2 separate regions of the Homo sapiens genome follow, and region 2 is linked to region 1. Evidence: chromatin loops called from intact Hi-C (ENCODE). Cell type or tissue: ascending aorta. All regions are shown on one strand. Each heading gives the region's core, and the rest is flanking DNA. Links, peaks and the distances in the headings are about the cores only.

Region 1 (8,339 bases), core at 318-8,317:
TACTTTTGTCCTTTGACCCTCATCTCCCCATTTTCTCCCTCTCCTCCCCGCCCCTGTTTTTTTTTTTTTTTTTTTTTGGAGTTGGAGTCTCTCTGTGTTGCCCAGGCTAGAGTGCAGTGCTGTGATCTTGGCTCACTGCAATCTCTGCCTTCCGGATTCAAGCAATTCACCTGCCTCAGCCTCCCGAGTAGCTGGGACTACAGGCACACGCTGCCAGGCCCAGGTAATTTTTTTTTGTGTTTTAGTAGAAACAGGGTTTCACCGTGTTGCTCAGGCTGGTCTTGAACTCCTGAGCTCAGGTGATCCGCCCTCCTAGGCCTCCCAAAGCGCTAAGATTACAAGCATGAGCCGCAGCGCCCGGCTGACCTCTTTTTTTTCTTTGAAAGATTCCATGTACAAGTGAGATCATGCAATATCTTTCTTTCTGTGTCTGGCTTATTTCACTTAGCATAATGTTCTCTAGGTCCATCCATGTTGTGGCAAATGGCAGGGTCTCTTCTTTAAAGGCTGAAAAATGTTCCATTGCATATATATCTATATATACCACATTTTCTTGATCCATTCACCTGTCAATGGAATCTTAGATTGTTTTCATATCTTGGCTATTGTAATAATGCTGTAAGGAACATGGGACGCAGATATCTTTACAAGGCGGTGGTTTCATCTTAGACACTATTCACCCACTTCTTAATCCTCTCTGCCCTGACCACCCTGCCCGAATTACTTCCTAAAAGGGCTCACGTCAGCTACTTGCCTGGCAAATACAATACCTATTTTTTATTCCTTGGTCCTCTTTGCAGCATTTGATATTATTACATGTTGTTGTCCATTGTATTCACCATGTCTATTTTCTGGTTTTTGGTGCTTTGATATCTGTGGCTTGCTGAGCCTGGATGATGCTTCCTTCCAGGACTTGCCAATCCCTAGAGATAGAATATAATTTTCCCTGCAGCATGCCTTTCAATTCCAACCACCTCCTCTCCAGAAACCTCAGACTCAGGGCCAATATTCCCCTCTCCTAACCATCCCCGGGCCAGGTCCCAGACATCTGGGGATGGCCCCTACGCCCCAGAGTTCACTGAAGTTATTCAAACCACCAAATCCTAAACCTGCTCACCTTACCTCGCCCATTTCCCGATGGAAACCACAAGGAAGGAAGGCTCCTGCCCACATGCCCCCCTGTCCCTCTGCCTCCTGACCAGCCCTGGTACTTCTCCTTGTGGTCTTACGTCGAGTGTAGTGCTCTTGTTTCTAGGGATCTGTGAGTATAAAATTGTCTTCCTTTCCATGTCTGCATGTCTTACCATACCTAACTGAAACAGATCCCAGGTACTTAAAATATATCTACTCTTATTTTTGGAAAGTATCAGCTTCCTTGCCTTTGGAACCACTCTCTCTTTGACTTATTTCATTTTTTGCATTTTTCTGTTTTTGTTTCTGATTTACTTATTGCAGCTCTAGAATCAGAGTCATCCCTACAAACTAAGGGATTTCTCACTGTGAGATGAAGAGGATGGTAAGTTAAAAAAAAAAAAAAAAAAAGGCAGGACCGGGCATGGCGGCTCACGCCTGTAATCCCAGTACTTTGGGAGGTTGAGGTGAGCGGATCACAAGGTCAGGAGTTAGAGACCAGCCTGGCCAGCATGGTGAAACCCCGTCTCTACTAAAAGTACAAGAAATTAGCTGGGCATGGTGATGCGCACCTGCCCGGCTACTTGGGAGGCTGAGGCAGGAGAATAGCTTGAACCCAGCAGGTGGAGGTTGCAGTGAGCCAAGATCGTGCCACTGCACTCCAGCTTGGGCGACACAGCAAGACGCCATCTCAAAAAAAAAAAAAAAAAAAAAAAAAAGGTTTTGTGTTTGTTTTCCTTAAAGGGAATAGGGAGAAAGAGTTTAGGGAAGACAAAGTTTAGAACAAACTCTCATAACACATGCATTGAACATGCACTCCTGTAAGAAGAAATCGGAAAGCATCTTTATTTTAACTCTCACCGTCCCTTTAAAGTTGTGCTTGCCTTTGGATGAAAATGGCAAGACCCAGGGTTGTGCACTGTGATTCTCATGCTAATCTGAATTCAGTTATTAGAATGGCCAATTCCATGTAGTCACCAAAACTCCAAACCTGACTTAGCATTGTCTTTCCCGCCTCCCCCCACCCTCTTTTCTAAGAATGGCTTCAGTCGACTCGACCACCTGCTGCCTGGGAGGAAGGTTGTAGTCAACTTTTTCTTTCTTTCTGGTTGATCTCTACCAGCATCCTGCTAACTTTAGCATTCGTTCCTTCCAGGGCTGGAACACAGGAAGAGAGGAAGAGAGAAGTACTGTGATTTCTCGCTTGACTGATATTGTCACAAGATGGCTTTGCTCTCGTCCTGAGAAGGACAAAAGCTGGCTCTTGCTCCAAAGAGGGCATCTGTGGCTCTGCAGAGATGCTGCTGCTGTGGGGCCTTGCTAACTTCAAACCCTGGACGTCTCTTTTGGCTGTCCCTCTGGGGGACACCCTCAGCCCCTGGATTTCTGGTTGTCCTCTCTGCACAACATTTACTCTGTGGAACTCTTTCAGGCAGTCTTCTAGTGCAGGATTTAAAATAGCTCTAGGACAGCATTCTTTGTTGTTGTTGTTGTTACATGAATAAGTTCTTTAGTGTTGATTTTTTTTTTTTTTTTGAGATGAAGTCTCGCATTGTTGCCTGGGCTGGAGTGTAATGGCACGATCTCGGCTCACTGCAAACTCCGCCTCCCAGGTTCAAGCGATTCTCCTGCCTCAGCCTCCTGAGTAGCTAGGATTACAAGTGCCCGCCACCATGCCCAGCTAATTTTTTGAATTTTTTTTTTTTTTTTTGGAAATGGAGTCTCGCTCTGTCACCCAGGCTGGAGTGCAGTGGCGCAATCTCAGCTCACTGCAACCTCCGCTTCCTGGGTTCAAGCAATTCTCCTGCCTCAGCCTCCTGAGTAGCTGGGACTACAGCTTCATGCCACCACACCCAGCTAATTTTTTTGTATTTTAGTAGAGACGGAGTTTCACTGTGTTGCCCAGGCTGGTCTTGAACTCCTGAACTCAGACAATCCGCCTTCCTCAACCTCCCAAAGTGCTGGGATTACAGGCATGAGCCACCGCGCCCGGTCTTTAGTGGTGATTTCTGAGATTTTGGTGTACCCATCACCTGAGCAGGGTACACTTTACCCAAAGTGTAATCTTTTATCCCTCACCCGCCTCCCACTCTTGCCCTCAAGTACCCAAAGTCCACTGTATCATTCTTATGCCTTTGCATCCCCATAGCTTAGCTCCTACTTGTGAGTGAGAACATACGATGTTTGGTTTTCCATTCCAGAGTACTTCACTTAGAATAATTGTCTCCAATTCCCTCCAAGTTGCTGCAAGTGCCATGATTTTTTTCTAGGACAGCATTCTTATTTAAGACCTATAGGTGATCCCTTTCCTTTGGGGAGAAGCCCAGTCACTTCTAGATGTTGACCTCGCCACTGCTGCCACTCGCCGCTTTGCCTTTCCCTGTGTGATTCTGGGCCGTGGTGCTGCCTACCTACAGGAAGTACATCTTAAACCCGGTCAGGAGGTTTGAGGCTGGTCAGGAGGCAGAGGGACAGGGGGGCATATGGGCAGGAGCCTGCCTTTCTTGTGGTTTCCGTCGGGAAATGGGCTAGGTAGGGTGAGCAGGTTTAGGATTTCGTGGTTTGAATAATTTCAGTGGACTCTGGGGCGTAGGGGCCATCCCCAGATGTCTGGGACCTGGCCCTGGGATGGTTAGGAGAGGGGAATGTTGGCCCTGAGTTTGAGGTTTCTGGAGAGGAGGTGGTTGGAATTGAAAAGCATGCTGCGAAAAGTTAACCATTTCGCCCTCTCTCACTAGGCTTGTGTTTAGAAGGAAGCGCCACCCACAGGTGCCCTCTTGGTGGGCAATGAACTTCAACAGAAAGACATTTCTTTCTCAGGAAATATTTTTCCATTTCTTTGGAGAAGAGCTTTGGAAATGCTCCCCCTGGAACATTCCTGGGTATCTTTTCTATCTCCTCCAAGTTCCACAATCAAAACTTCCACTCTAGCATCACATAACACATTTTTTAAGAGTTAAGGAAAAGTAAGAAGAATTCTTCAATGATTTTAGTATACCTAGGTTTTTAATGATCTTCATTTAAACGATGTCACTACAAATATTTAAAGTTATATATGCAAGACAGGCATTAAGTATGATGTTTCTCCTTACAAATGTAAAGAAAAATCAGGCTAGACTCTCTAACACTTGGTTTTCTATGCCTGTGTAAAATCTCTCTGTTTGGACAAAGCCATGATCTATATCAGCGGTCCTCAAACCTGGCAGTACATCAAATATAACCTGAGGGACTTATTTAAAATTCAGATGTCAGGCTCTATTCCAGACCTACTAAATCAGCCTCCAGGCCATTGGTGTTCTTATCAAACTGCACTTTTGATGCTCTTGCACAAGTAAGTTCAACGATCTCCTGGTGGTGGCTGGTCAGAAATACTAATGCCACCTTGAAAGACGTACACAGCCCCTGATGGGCAAGTCTCGTGAACTCAAACTTAAAAATTTCAGTCTCCCCAGTAGTTCTATTGGGAGTAAATTCCAGCAAAGTCTTATTTGTATTTATTTGTCAAGAGGGCTTCTCTATCTCTGCTCCTGAATAGTGAAACCCCACCTCCAGGTCTACTAGTCAGCGCTCTGTTGAGTCCATTGTTATGGAATGTCCCTGTTTAACAGGGTTGCTAGGAAAGCCTGACTCACAACCTTCAACCCCATGGTTTCTATGTTCCGATGCTAAGTCCTTTATTAACCAGTTTATCCACTTGTTCTTTACTAGGCTTGACTCCTTGGGTCTCTGCTGCCAACTCTCTTGTTTTGTGTCTTGGTAGTCTTGGGGATTTTAAACATTTCACTCTTTTCTCTTACTCCTTAATCAGAGAATGGAAGTTCTCCATGGCTGTCATCAGTAACCTCTGGGTATGAAAAATTACATCAAAAGTTCCTGGCCATTCAAATGTTTTCCTGGTCTGCTATTTTGATTTTGTCTTCTACCAGTGGTAAAAAGCTTTCTGTCCTAATTCACAGTTTCAGCTTTGATGCTGAGAGTTATTTGGGAAATGCTAAGAGAGGTAGGTGGTGATGGCTAAGGTAGAAGACATGTGGCGGGGAGGTTCTAGGATGTTAGTCAGAATTTATAGCTCTCCCCTTCATCACTCTAAAATCTAGACAACTGAAATCATTCTGACTCTTCTCTCTGCTTCCAATCTCCCTCAGGCTTCACCTCCTTTTACTTTCTTAGTCACACAGCTACTAGAGTTACTCTTATAATTGAGATCACCCCAGCCTAATTCTTCCCTACCTCACCCCATTCTTCATGGTTTCCTGTGATCCACAGATTGAAGTCCAGAATGGCTTGGTGCTTTGGGGGCATTTCCAGTTTTGACTTCCATTTCTCTCAGCTATAATCCTAAATTTTTCAACTTTCTCATGATCCTCCAAATATGTTGTCTTAGCCTATTCTAGCTGCTATAACAAAAGTATCATAGACTGGGTAACTTAAACAGCAAACATTTCTTTCCCACGGTTCTGAAGGCTGAGGAGTCCAGGATTGAGGCTGCAGGTGATTTGGTGTCTGGTGAGGACCTGCTTCCTTGTTCACAGATGACCCACTGTCTTCTCACTGTGTCCTCACATGGTGGAAGGGGACAATGAGCTCCCTAAGTCCTCCTTTTTTTTTTTTTGGAGATAGAGTCTCACTCTGCTGCCCAGGCTGGAGTGCAATGGCATGATCTCGGCTCACTGAAACCTCCACCTCCCAGATCCAAGCAATTCTCTTGCCTCAGCTTCCCAAGTAGCTGGGATTACAGGTACCCACCAACACACCTGGCTAATTTTTCTGTATTTTTAATAGAGACGGGGTTTTGCCATGTTGGCTAAGCTGGTCTCAAACTCCTGACCTCAGGTGATCCACCCACCTCAACCTCCCAAAGGGCTGGGATTACAGGCATGAGCCACCGCATTCAGCCCTCAGTCCTCTTTTACAAGGACGTTAGCTCCATTCATGAGGGTTTGACCCACATGATGGAACCACTTCCCAAAGCCCCACCTCCAAATACCATTGCACTGGGAGTTAGGAACTAAATGAATTTAGAGAAGACACAAACATTTAGTGCATAACATATTTCATGCCCTTTCTTGTAAACATGATTTTCCCCTTGATGTTTTTCTGGCTGAAATTGGGAAAGAAAATAGAACTCATTTGTTGAGTCGCTACCACACTCCAGGCACTGCAACACATATCTTTACATATACATCATTCGTTTCTCACAGTAACCCTCTAAAATAGTTACTTGCAGCCCTATTTTATAAATAGGGAAACAGATGATTTAAAATATCTCATCCAGAATTGCATAATTATAAGGCTCAAGCTGGAATGAACCTGCATCTGTCAATGCCAAGGGCCACCTATTCACCCTATGCCTTCCTAATATCAATTCTTCCCAAGCTGGGCTTCCATGTCACTTTTTCCATGAATTCTCTTTCAATTTCTTCCCAGTTCATTGCTCTCATTCCCTAATTCGTAAGTAAGTATGTGTTGAGAATGTACTTTATGCCAGACACTGTGCTGGTTCCTAGGGGTAGAGGCATGAATGAGACAGAGTGGATTTCTGCCCTCCAGGAGCTTACATTCTCCTGGGGGAAATAAAGAATAAACAAGCAAACAAAGGACTAAAAAGATAAAGAATGTGTAAGTACTGTAAAAGTGATAAATAAGGCAATAGCAGACAAGAGTATCTGGGAGGGATCTATTTAACATATAAAGGATTAGAAAAGGTCTCTAAGACCTGGTATTTGAACTGTGACTTGGAAAATATGACAGAGCCAACTAAATAAGGTGCTGGAGAATGAGCACACCATGCAGCGAGAGAAGCAAGTGCAAAGGACCTGGGGCAGGAAATAGCTTTGCACATTTGATCAGCAGTTTTTCTGGGCCATTTGTGAGTGGTAGAAGATTAGCTTGAAAATTAGTAGGCACTTGGTCATGTAGAGCCATGAGGACACTTTGAGTTTTATTCTAAAAGCAATGTTAAACTTTTGAAGGATTTAAAAAATGGCTTTATGGAGGTATAATTGACATGCAATAAACAACATATTTGAAATACACAATTTGATATGTTTTGACATATTGTGTTAGGCTATTCTTGCATTGCTGTAAGTAAATACCTTAGGCTGGGTAGTGTATAAAGAAAACATGTTTATTTGGCCCACAGTTCTGCATGCCTTACATGAAGAATGGTGCTGGCATCTGCTTCTGGTGGGGCCTCAGGAAGCTTGCAATCATGGCGGAAGGGGACAGGGAACCAGTATGTCACACAGTGAGAGCGGGAGCAAGAGAGAGAGGGAGGAGGTCCCAGACTCTTTAAACAACCAGATCTCACATGTAGTAACTGAGTAAGAACTCACTCATCACCCAGGAGATGGTGCTAGGCCATTCATGAGGGTTCCACCTCCATGATCCGATCACCTCCCACGAGGCCTCACCTCCAACATTATGAATCACATTTCAACCTGCGATTTGGAGAGGACAGACATGCAAATCATCTCACACCATGAGATGACACCAAATTATACCCCCGTGAAATTATCATCATGATCAAGATAATGAGCATATCCATCATTCCCAAAAGTTTTGTCATGGTCCTCAAAACCCCACTCAAAACCCTACCTGACCCCAGCTCCAGGCAACCACTGATTTGCTTCATGTCCCTGTAAATTAGTTTCTATTTTCCAGAATCTTATGTAAATGAAATCATAAAGTATGTACTTGTGTAAGTGTGTGTGGCTTGTAGGTTTTCATAGATTCCTTTTATCAGGCTAAGCTCTCTTCTATTCTTAGTTTGCTGAGTGTTTTCATCAGGAATGGGTGCTGTATTTTATCAAGTGCTTGTTCTCTATCTTTGCAGATGATCATCTTGCTTTTTTTTTTTCTTTTTAAGACTATTAGTTGATTGTTTGGAATGTTAAACTAAACTTACATGCCTGGAATAATCCCTACTTGATCATGATTTATTATGCTTTTTATATATTGTTGAATTGAATTTGCTAAGATTTTGTTTAGAAAATTTGCATGTATGTGGTTTTTTTATTCTTGTAATATCTTTGCCTGGATTTGATGTCAAAGTAATGCTGGCCTCATAAAATGGGTTGGGAAGCATTCCTTCTCTTCCCTATTCTTTAAAAGTTTATTCTAACTGGTATTATTTCTTATTAATGTTTGGGAGACTTCACTAGGGAAGCTGCCTGAGGCTGGAGGGTTTTTTGTTAGAAGGTTTTAAA
Region 2 (8,339 bases), core at 317-8,316, 110 kb before region 1:
CCTTGGCTTCATTTAGGAGAGGTTCTGAATTCCCCTGTAATAAGTAGATCCACAGACATTTGCCCTGGGTATCAGTGCAGCAGACAGCTCTAAAGCACTCCCTTTCCTGGTAATTTTTCAATTCTTCTGAGTCCTTCCGAGAGAGATCCTCAATTAGGTGTTAATGATTAATGTCTAATTTCCCTCACACCCTAGGGCAAACCTTTCTGCTTCCAAAAAATCTAGGATTGTAGAAGTGACAAATTTGATATCATAAGATCTTCCCATGACCATTCTCCGAACCCCTTCTGTGCTCCTCTAACTTACACCACAAGTTTCAACTTCCTAGATTCAAACCCAAGATACGCCAGAATCTTGGCCATTTTGTGTGTTTTCCTTTTTCTTTCTTTCTTTTTTTTTTTTTTGAGACGGAGTCTCGCTCTGTCACCCAGGCTGGAGTGCAGTGGTGTGATCTCGGCTCACTGCAACCTCTGCCTCCCGGGTTCAAGCAATTCTCCTGCCTTAGCCTCCCAAGTAGCTGAAAGTACAGGCTCATGCCATCACGCCCAACTTTTTTGTATTTTAATAGAGACGGGGTTTCACCATGTTGCTCAGGCTGGTCGCGAACTCCCGAGCTCAGGCAATCAGCCCCCCTCGGCCTCCCAAAGTGCTGGGATTACAGGCGTAATCCCACTGCACCCAGCCCATTTTGTGTTTTAACCATCATCTCTTCCCAGAACACTTACCCTCTAATATATGTCATTCATCCCTCTACCTGGATCACCTGTGTAACTCCTGCATATTCTTTAAGGGTCACTAAAAGGTCACCCTCTCGCTAGGACTCAGGCCCCCTTCTCAGACTCAGGTAAGTTCCTCTCCTATGCCTTCCTTTGGCGCTTGCTGTTTGTGTGTGTCTGTACACGTAATACATGGCAGCATAGAAAGTAAAGTCTTCCACCATCTAACTGTGATAGATACCATTTAAAGGTTAATGAAAAATATGCAATCATTTGTTCAGCATTTACTGGTTGGTTTGTTTCTGATATTTGCTTTAGGGGCAAGTAATAAAAAACCAGATTTCCTCTCTGTCCTCAGTGGATAGGGGAGAAAAGCCACATCCCCCACTCATCACAGGATCACAGGCATTCTATTGCCCAGTGCAGCCTAAACCACAACATATTGAAAATGAATTAATTGACCTAGTAAGTCAGGAACCTTTGTTAATTTCTTCGGCATCATTAATGCTTCCCTTCCTAGTCTTTAGTTTCTTGTAAAATGAGGGATCCCTAGATCCCTTTTAACTCTCGGAGTCTGAATTCTTGAATCACTCTTCTAGTTGTCCTCCACATCTAACATCTGGGCAGATTTCTGCACATTTTCCCTACTTATGGTAGAAAGGTTTTGCTGCTTCTGTACATGGCTTGGTCAAGGGTCTAAACTCAAACTACTCCGTTTAACATCGAAAGTGCCTTTCCTTTCCCAAATAGTGTGTGCTTTGGTGTTAAGCAAACCTAGATTTGAATTGTGTCTTTCACTGTAGTTAACTAGGTGACCTCAGGTGAGTTTCTTAATCTCTCTATGCCTCAGTTTCCTCATTGGCAAAATGGAGATAACTCCACACAAGTCACGGAGTTGTTGAAATTATCAAATAAGATAAAGCAAATCCTTAGTACGATACTTAGTACATGGGTAGTGCTTACTAAATGTCAGCTTTTTATTAATTATTGTGACCCCTCACTTATTCACTTGATATGAAACAATGGCTTTATTAGTAGTATAACTGTGTCATGTAAAAATATTTTAGCATAAATATTGTGATATGTAAGAGTGAGTTATTTCTATTTGACTTCTTAGGGGCTATTAGCCTGTGAAATATTCTAGTATGAATTAATACTAGGTTTGTCAAATTACTATAAAAATAGAAGTAGTTTTAGAGTGATGATATTAATGGTGTTTAAGTTATATGATTAAGGAGAAGCAGTACAACAGTGTCCACCAATCTTGCACAAATAAGGTAGAAGGAACTAGCTAACTCTGAAGTCTATGCCAGTCCTGCCAGTTGTGCAGCACTGGCCCTACACCTGTCTATATCAATGGCGGCCCTGCTACCTTCCCTGCCTACCTGGGCCTGTGAACACTTCTTCATCCTCTTCCAAGGGAGCTTGTTCTGCAAGGGACTGGTTGGGGGCACCTGAGACTGCCTTTCCCAAGCTACGGAAACTTACGGTTTATGCCTGCTTGCTAATAGAGATGTCACATTTTGTCTGAGACTTGATTAGAACTGGTAGTAAGGTTGCAGGGAATGGAAAGATTATATCACTTTCTCCAACCACCAGCCTGTATAACAAGGATCTATCATCCCTGGATGCCAGATTGGCTTAGATTGGTTGCTTCACCAAGCGTTTCCCCCATACCTTGCCCAGCACTTGCTAATTCTTTTCTCAACCAGTTCTTTTGGTTCTCACCTTTCTTAAGTCTTAGGTGGAAATTTTAGCTTACATAAGTTTTCTTTATTTGCTCTATAAATAGCCAAGTATCATACTGATGGGAGGTACCTTATGCTGTCATTAAAATTAAGAGCTTAATAATTTTTGAAAACCATACTGCAGATATTACACATGATTTACTGACTTTAAAATTAATAAAAGTAATATTTACACTATACATTTGTTGGAAATACCAAGATTCCATGTTGCATTTAAAAAAATTCTATTATAGTAGAAATAAAAAGAAGAGATTTCCCCCCCCACCTTGTAAGGATCTGTTTGAATTAATTGTAACTCATAAATAAATGCTATTTCTTACCTCAAACAGGTAAACAAATATAGAATGAGGGATAATGAAAATATAACAAGCAACCATTGTACAGTAGTTAAAGTAGAATTTCACAGGAAAGTTTCTTGTAAACAAACTACTGAATTTTATGATGACAAGACACAGAATAAAGTATAAATATGGCAAGAAAGAGCCTTCACAGGACTTGGCTTACTGTTTAAATTCTTTGTAAGTTCAAGGTGAATGTCTTGCCTTTACCATTATCTATGTAACAAGGCAAAATGGCTCAGTACGTTATATTTTCGGAGCTTCATGCCAAAATAGCTCCACCTTTCTCAATCTTCTGGTATTATAAATTTGGTGGCCTTTGGCATCAATTTTAACTTTAATGGTGCTAAGTTAAAGAATTTGTATCCTGTAACTTAACGGTCTATATTTTTCAGTAACAAAGTGCATTTTACAAAGTAATGTCCATCTTCCACGTTCCTCCTCTTCCCTACCCCCATCTCCTACTCCAAGTGAGGCTTCCCAAACCTCCCTGGGAGCAGGGGCTGAGACCAGGGTAGTTTTTTCCTCTATGTGTTTATAAACTTTGCATTCTCTTGCCTGTTGTGGAAGTCACAATTTCGAGCACTGACTGTTTCTGGGTCTTCTCATTTTCATACCTATACTGCTACTTTCCTCAAGGGAAATAGGAGTGTGTAGAAAGGAGGGCACCAAGATGACTATTTCAAGATTTTCTCCTGCAATGCACCTCGTCTCATGTAATCCTCATAACCACAATGGGTGTGGCATATTACCCAGTATTATCTGCATTTCATAGCTGAAGATGCTGAGGTTCAGAGAAGCTGCATGGCCTACATAACAGTGACAATATTCACTCCTACCACAATTTTCTTCCATATACACATTGCACAGGAGCCAGCAAGCCAGGCCCAGCGTGAGCCTCCGTCTTCAGTTTCTGAATCCCATGCATCTTTATTCTATCTCACCGCAGAAATGAATCAGAGAAGGTGTGATGGTTAATACTGATGTCAGCTTGACTGGATTGAAGGATACAAAGTATTGATCCTGGCTGTGCCTGTGAGGGCGTTGCCAAAGGAGATTAACATTTGATCAGTTGGCTGGGAAATGCAGACCCACCCTGGGTCTGGGTGGGCACAATCTAATCAGCTGCCAGCACAGCTAGAATATAAAAAGGCAGAAAAATGTGAAAAGAGAGACTGGCCTAGTTTCCCAGCCTACATCTTTCTCCCGTGCTCATGCTTCCTGCCCTCGAACGTCGGACTCCAGGTTCTTCAGTTTTGGAACTCGGACTGGCTCTCCTTGCTCCTCAGCCTGCAGACGGCTGGGACCTTGTGATCCTGTGAGTTAATAATAAACATATATATATATATATATATATATCTCCCATTAGTTCTGTCCCTCTAGAGAACCTGACTAATACAGAATGGCACACTGTGGAATGGGGATTTTTACCAGAAGCTAGGATCCACCGATCTTCTATGACCGGGGAGCCATGTAAATGCCATTTGGGAAAACATATATCTACTCGGGAGGCTGAGGCAGGAGAATGGCGTGAACCCGGGAGGCGGAGCTTGCAGTGAGCCGAGATCGCACCACTGCACTTCAGCCTGGGCGACAGAGTGAGACGCCATCTCAAAACAAACAAACAAAGAACGTGAACAACGGATACAACAAATCACCAAAAGGATCAGGGAATCTAGACACAGACTAGAAATTTATTTCACGTGAAGCCCAGCTAATATCATGGTGATAGCTCTCAGACTTCAGGGGAGGATGAGTTTTCGGAGGCTCTTTCTTCAAGGCCCTCCCTGTTAGCCTCTCCGTTTTGCAGCCTTCCCCATCCTTCTCTTTCTCCTTATGTTTCTGAAGCCTGCTATTCTAGCGTCTTTGCCTTTGCTAGTCAGCAAGCCCAGGATTTTGTTTTTTCAAGCGTCTAGTATTTTTGATCGTCATCACAAACTCTTCCAGGGCTCTGAATACAACGTTTTAAAATAGCCTCCAGCATCCCTGGGGGTTATTAACTGACAGTGTGACAGTTTAGTCACCCTGCACCCCTCCCCATGCCTACAAATTTTTTCACAGTTCTATTTTCAAACAATAAATAACTATGTGGTGAGCATCTTTCCTGTAGTATCCTATTCCATGGAGAGGCTGTAGATATGTCTGTCTTTTGGGCAAGCTGGGAAGAAAGTGGGCTGAGGTAATTGAGTTTAAAATGAGTTGGCTGCGGTCTTTTTTTTTAATTGTAGTAAAACGTGTAGCATAAAATTGACCATTTTCATAATTTATTTTTTAAATTTTTATATTTTTGGAGACGAGTCTTGCTCTGTCGCCCAGGCTGGAGTGCAGTGGCGTGATCTCGGCTCACTGCAAGCTCCGCCTCCCGGGTCACGCCATTCTCCTTCTCGGTCTCCAGAGTAGCTGGGACTACAGGCGCCTGCCACTACGCCCGGCAAATTTTTTTGTATTTTTAGTAGAGACGGGGTTTCACCATGTTAGCCAGGATGGTCTCGATCTCCTTACCTTGTGATCCGCCTGCCTCGGCCTCCCAAAGTGCTGGGATTACAGGCGTGAGCCACTGGCCTGGCCCATTTTCATCATTTTTAAGGGTGCAGTTCAGAGGCATGAAGTTCATTCACATTGTCTGGCAACCATCACCACCATCCATCTTCAGATCTCCAGAGTAAGTTGTGTTTTAGGAGGGCCTGGCCCCCTGAGATAAAAAGTGGGACTGAATTAGTCTGCTAAAGTTCCCATAACAAAATACCACAGACTGTGTGGCTTAAACAACAGCCATTTATTTCTCACAGTTCTGGAGGCTGGGAAGTCCAAGATCAAGGTGTGAGCAAGGTAGATTTCATCCTGAAGCTCCTTCTCTTGGCTTGTAGGCTGCGCCATCTTGCTGTGTGTTCCTATCATCTCCTTTTTTGTGTGCCTGTGAAGAGAAGCAGCAAGTTCTCTGGTGTCTCTTCTGATAAGGGCACCAGTCCCATCACATGAGGGCCCCATCCTCATAACCTCAATTAACCCTAATTACCTCCCTGAAGCCCCATCTCCAAATACCATCAGATTTGAGGAACTGGAGGTTAGGAATTCAACAAACGAATTTTGGGGAGACATAAACATTCAGGCCCTAACAGTGATTTATCTGATGATTATGAAGGACTCATTAGAAACCACTGGGACTGGCAGAGTCCCAATGACGTTGACAGAAAAACATTGCATAACTAGGAATGGAGCTGTTCCAGGGGAGAAGAAGTAGACCAGCAGGTGTTGGGAAAGAAACAGTTGAGAAGCACAGGCAGCCCCTCAATCCACACTGGTCCTTCTGAAAGACATGGAATAAATAAAGCACCCAGCAAATTAAGAGTCAGCCGATGCTCTGTGGGGACACTAAAGTGGCCATGTGTAGACTACATCACATTTTAGTGCCCAGATGCTGAAAGCTTCTCTGCTGAAAATTGACCCAGAGAAGGAAAAATAGGGAATCCACAACAAAATATGACTAGAAGTCAAACAGTAATTTTGCAAGCATGAATTTAATAAGAAACACAGAGCACTTATTATATTGTAGATTTCCATTTTTTTAATGCTTTTTGAAGTTTCTATTATTTAGTATAATAGTATACTCAGATTTAACTATTGTTTGGGCATATATCCACCCAAACATCTTTGTTTATTTATATTTTTGGCAGCTGTTTTCATGCATTACTTTATATTTAATACATGTACATGGCACATAATTCCAAAGGTACAAAAGGGTACACAGCAAAATATAACACTCCTTTCCATCCTGACCCTCCAGCCACCCAAAGACAGCTCTTATTTCCAGCTTCTTATGTGTGCTTTGTGTGTGTGTGTGTACATGCACGTGCATAAGGAAAATTTTTACCCAAATAGCACATGATATTACCCAAATATACACATGGTTCTGCACCTTGCTTGTTACCCTGTTATATCTTGGAATTCATTTCATATCAATATGTATACAACTGCTTCATTTTCTGAAACAGCTTTAGAGTATTCCATTGTTTGTATGAACCAGAATTTATTTTTTTTTGGGTCTCTTTTGTTTATTGTCTGCCCCTCACCAAAGGTTTCTTCCATGAAAAGAGGAAGGATTTTGTTGTGCTTCCTGCTGTATCTTTAGCAATTATAACAATGCCTGATAAACACATAAATATTTGTACTCTGGGGTGTTGACTGACTACATAATTTCACACCTGAGTAATTTGAATTGCTGGAACGAGGGGAATGTGTAGTTGTCATTGTGTTAGGATCCATACTGCCCTCCATGGAGGCTGTACCAATGTATTCTACCACCACTAAGGTTGGAGTATATCTGTTTTCCCACACCTGTGCCAATACCTATGGTAACACCCATGCCTACCAACATAGCATGCTGCCAAGGTTCATTTTTTCCTGTCTGATAGAGGAGAAATGGTATCTTAAGATTTTATATTTCTGCATTTATTTTTCTTTATGTTTTTGCATTTTTTATTATAATTGAGTTGCACATGTTTAAAAGCATTTGTATTTTCTCATCCATGATTTGTGTGTGTCGTTCATTGAGAAAGGGATTTCTCCCTTTGTCTGAGACATGTTTCAACAGTTTTGCCCCAGCATGTCATGTCATTTGAGGTTGCCTGTAGCCCCATTCAGAACTTCTGACATGTATGTTTTAGAGCTTTTCATTTTGATGAAGTCAAATTTATCAATCTTTTCTTTTGGGGCTTCTTGGCTTTTGGGAGGGGGATGGTCATAATTAGAAAAGTCTTTCTCAGTGTAGGATTATTTAAAAAAATGTTCGCATGTGTTCTTTAGTACTTTTTCTAGTTTGTCAAAGTTTAAATCTGTGATACCTAAATTTATTTTAGTATTGGGAGTGAGGTAGGGATCTTTTTTCTCTTTCCCTAATTGGTTATGAATACCACTTGGTGAATGGCCAGTTTTCTTTTTCACTGACTTGTTGTGTTATCTTTATTATTTATGAAACTCCCAAATATTTGGGGGTTTATTGGTGGACTCCTTTATATTTTCCATTGATTTATTGTCTATTCAATCATGAGTGTCACATCATTGCAATTACTGCAGCTTTTAATATTTTTTCAGTGTGGTAGTACTGGCTCCCATTTTTCCTTATTTCATAAATGCCCCAAATATCATTGGATGTTTATTTATCTATATACATTTTAGAATAAATTTCTCTATTGTTTTGAAAACCTATTTGTAACATCTGCAATTACTATAGATTAGAAATATTTGAAATCTTTATAATATTTAGTATTCTTATTCAATAACTTTCTTTTTTAATGGAAATTTAATTTATTGTAGAGGTGACATTACTAATCATTAGGAAAAGTGATGGGTGACAGAATATGTGAAGCTGGTACAATTGCTTATCCCTGTAAAATTAAGTTTATTATCTCACATTATAGATAAAATAAATGTCTTCCTGGGGCATTAAAATATAAATGTTAAGAGCAAAACTTTAAAAATTTGAGACTAAAATGTAAGAGAATATCTTTATGATATCAAAATAGGAAAGGGTTTCTTTT

The links. Hi-C counts contacts between places; a loop is a spot of excess contacts. Peaks named below come from ENCODE experiments on the same cell type or tissue, not always from the same donor. Only the 100,000 strongest peaks of a DNase experiment are listed, where the experiment ranks them.
Region 2: it touches region 1 in a loop (2.3-fold over the local background); 1 of 110 quality-filtered maps calls a loop at or near these places.

What each region holds. Positions count from the first base shown.
Region 1 is chr17:12,410,500-12,418,838 of GRCh38, forward strand. No RefSeq gene overlaps it. Among named protein-coding and RNA genes, the nearest start is that of LINC00670, 140 kb to the right of the region's middle. In ascending aorta, for the core only: no CTCF peak of the experiment used is centred there; a DNase peak (open chromatin) is centred at 4,772; H3K27ac peaks cover 955 bases.
Region 2 is chr17:12,296,943-12,305,281 of GRCh38, forward strand. No RefSeq gene overlaps it. Among named protein-coding and RNA genes, the nearest start is that of MIR744, 220 kb to the left of the region's middle. In ascending aorta, for the core only: no CTCF peak of the experiment used is centred there; DNase peaks (open chromatin) are centred at 4,780 and 6,034; H3K27ac peaks cover 3,224 bases.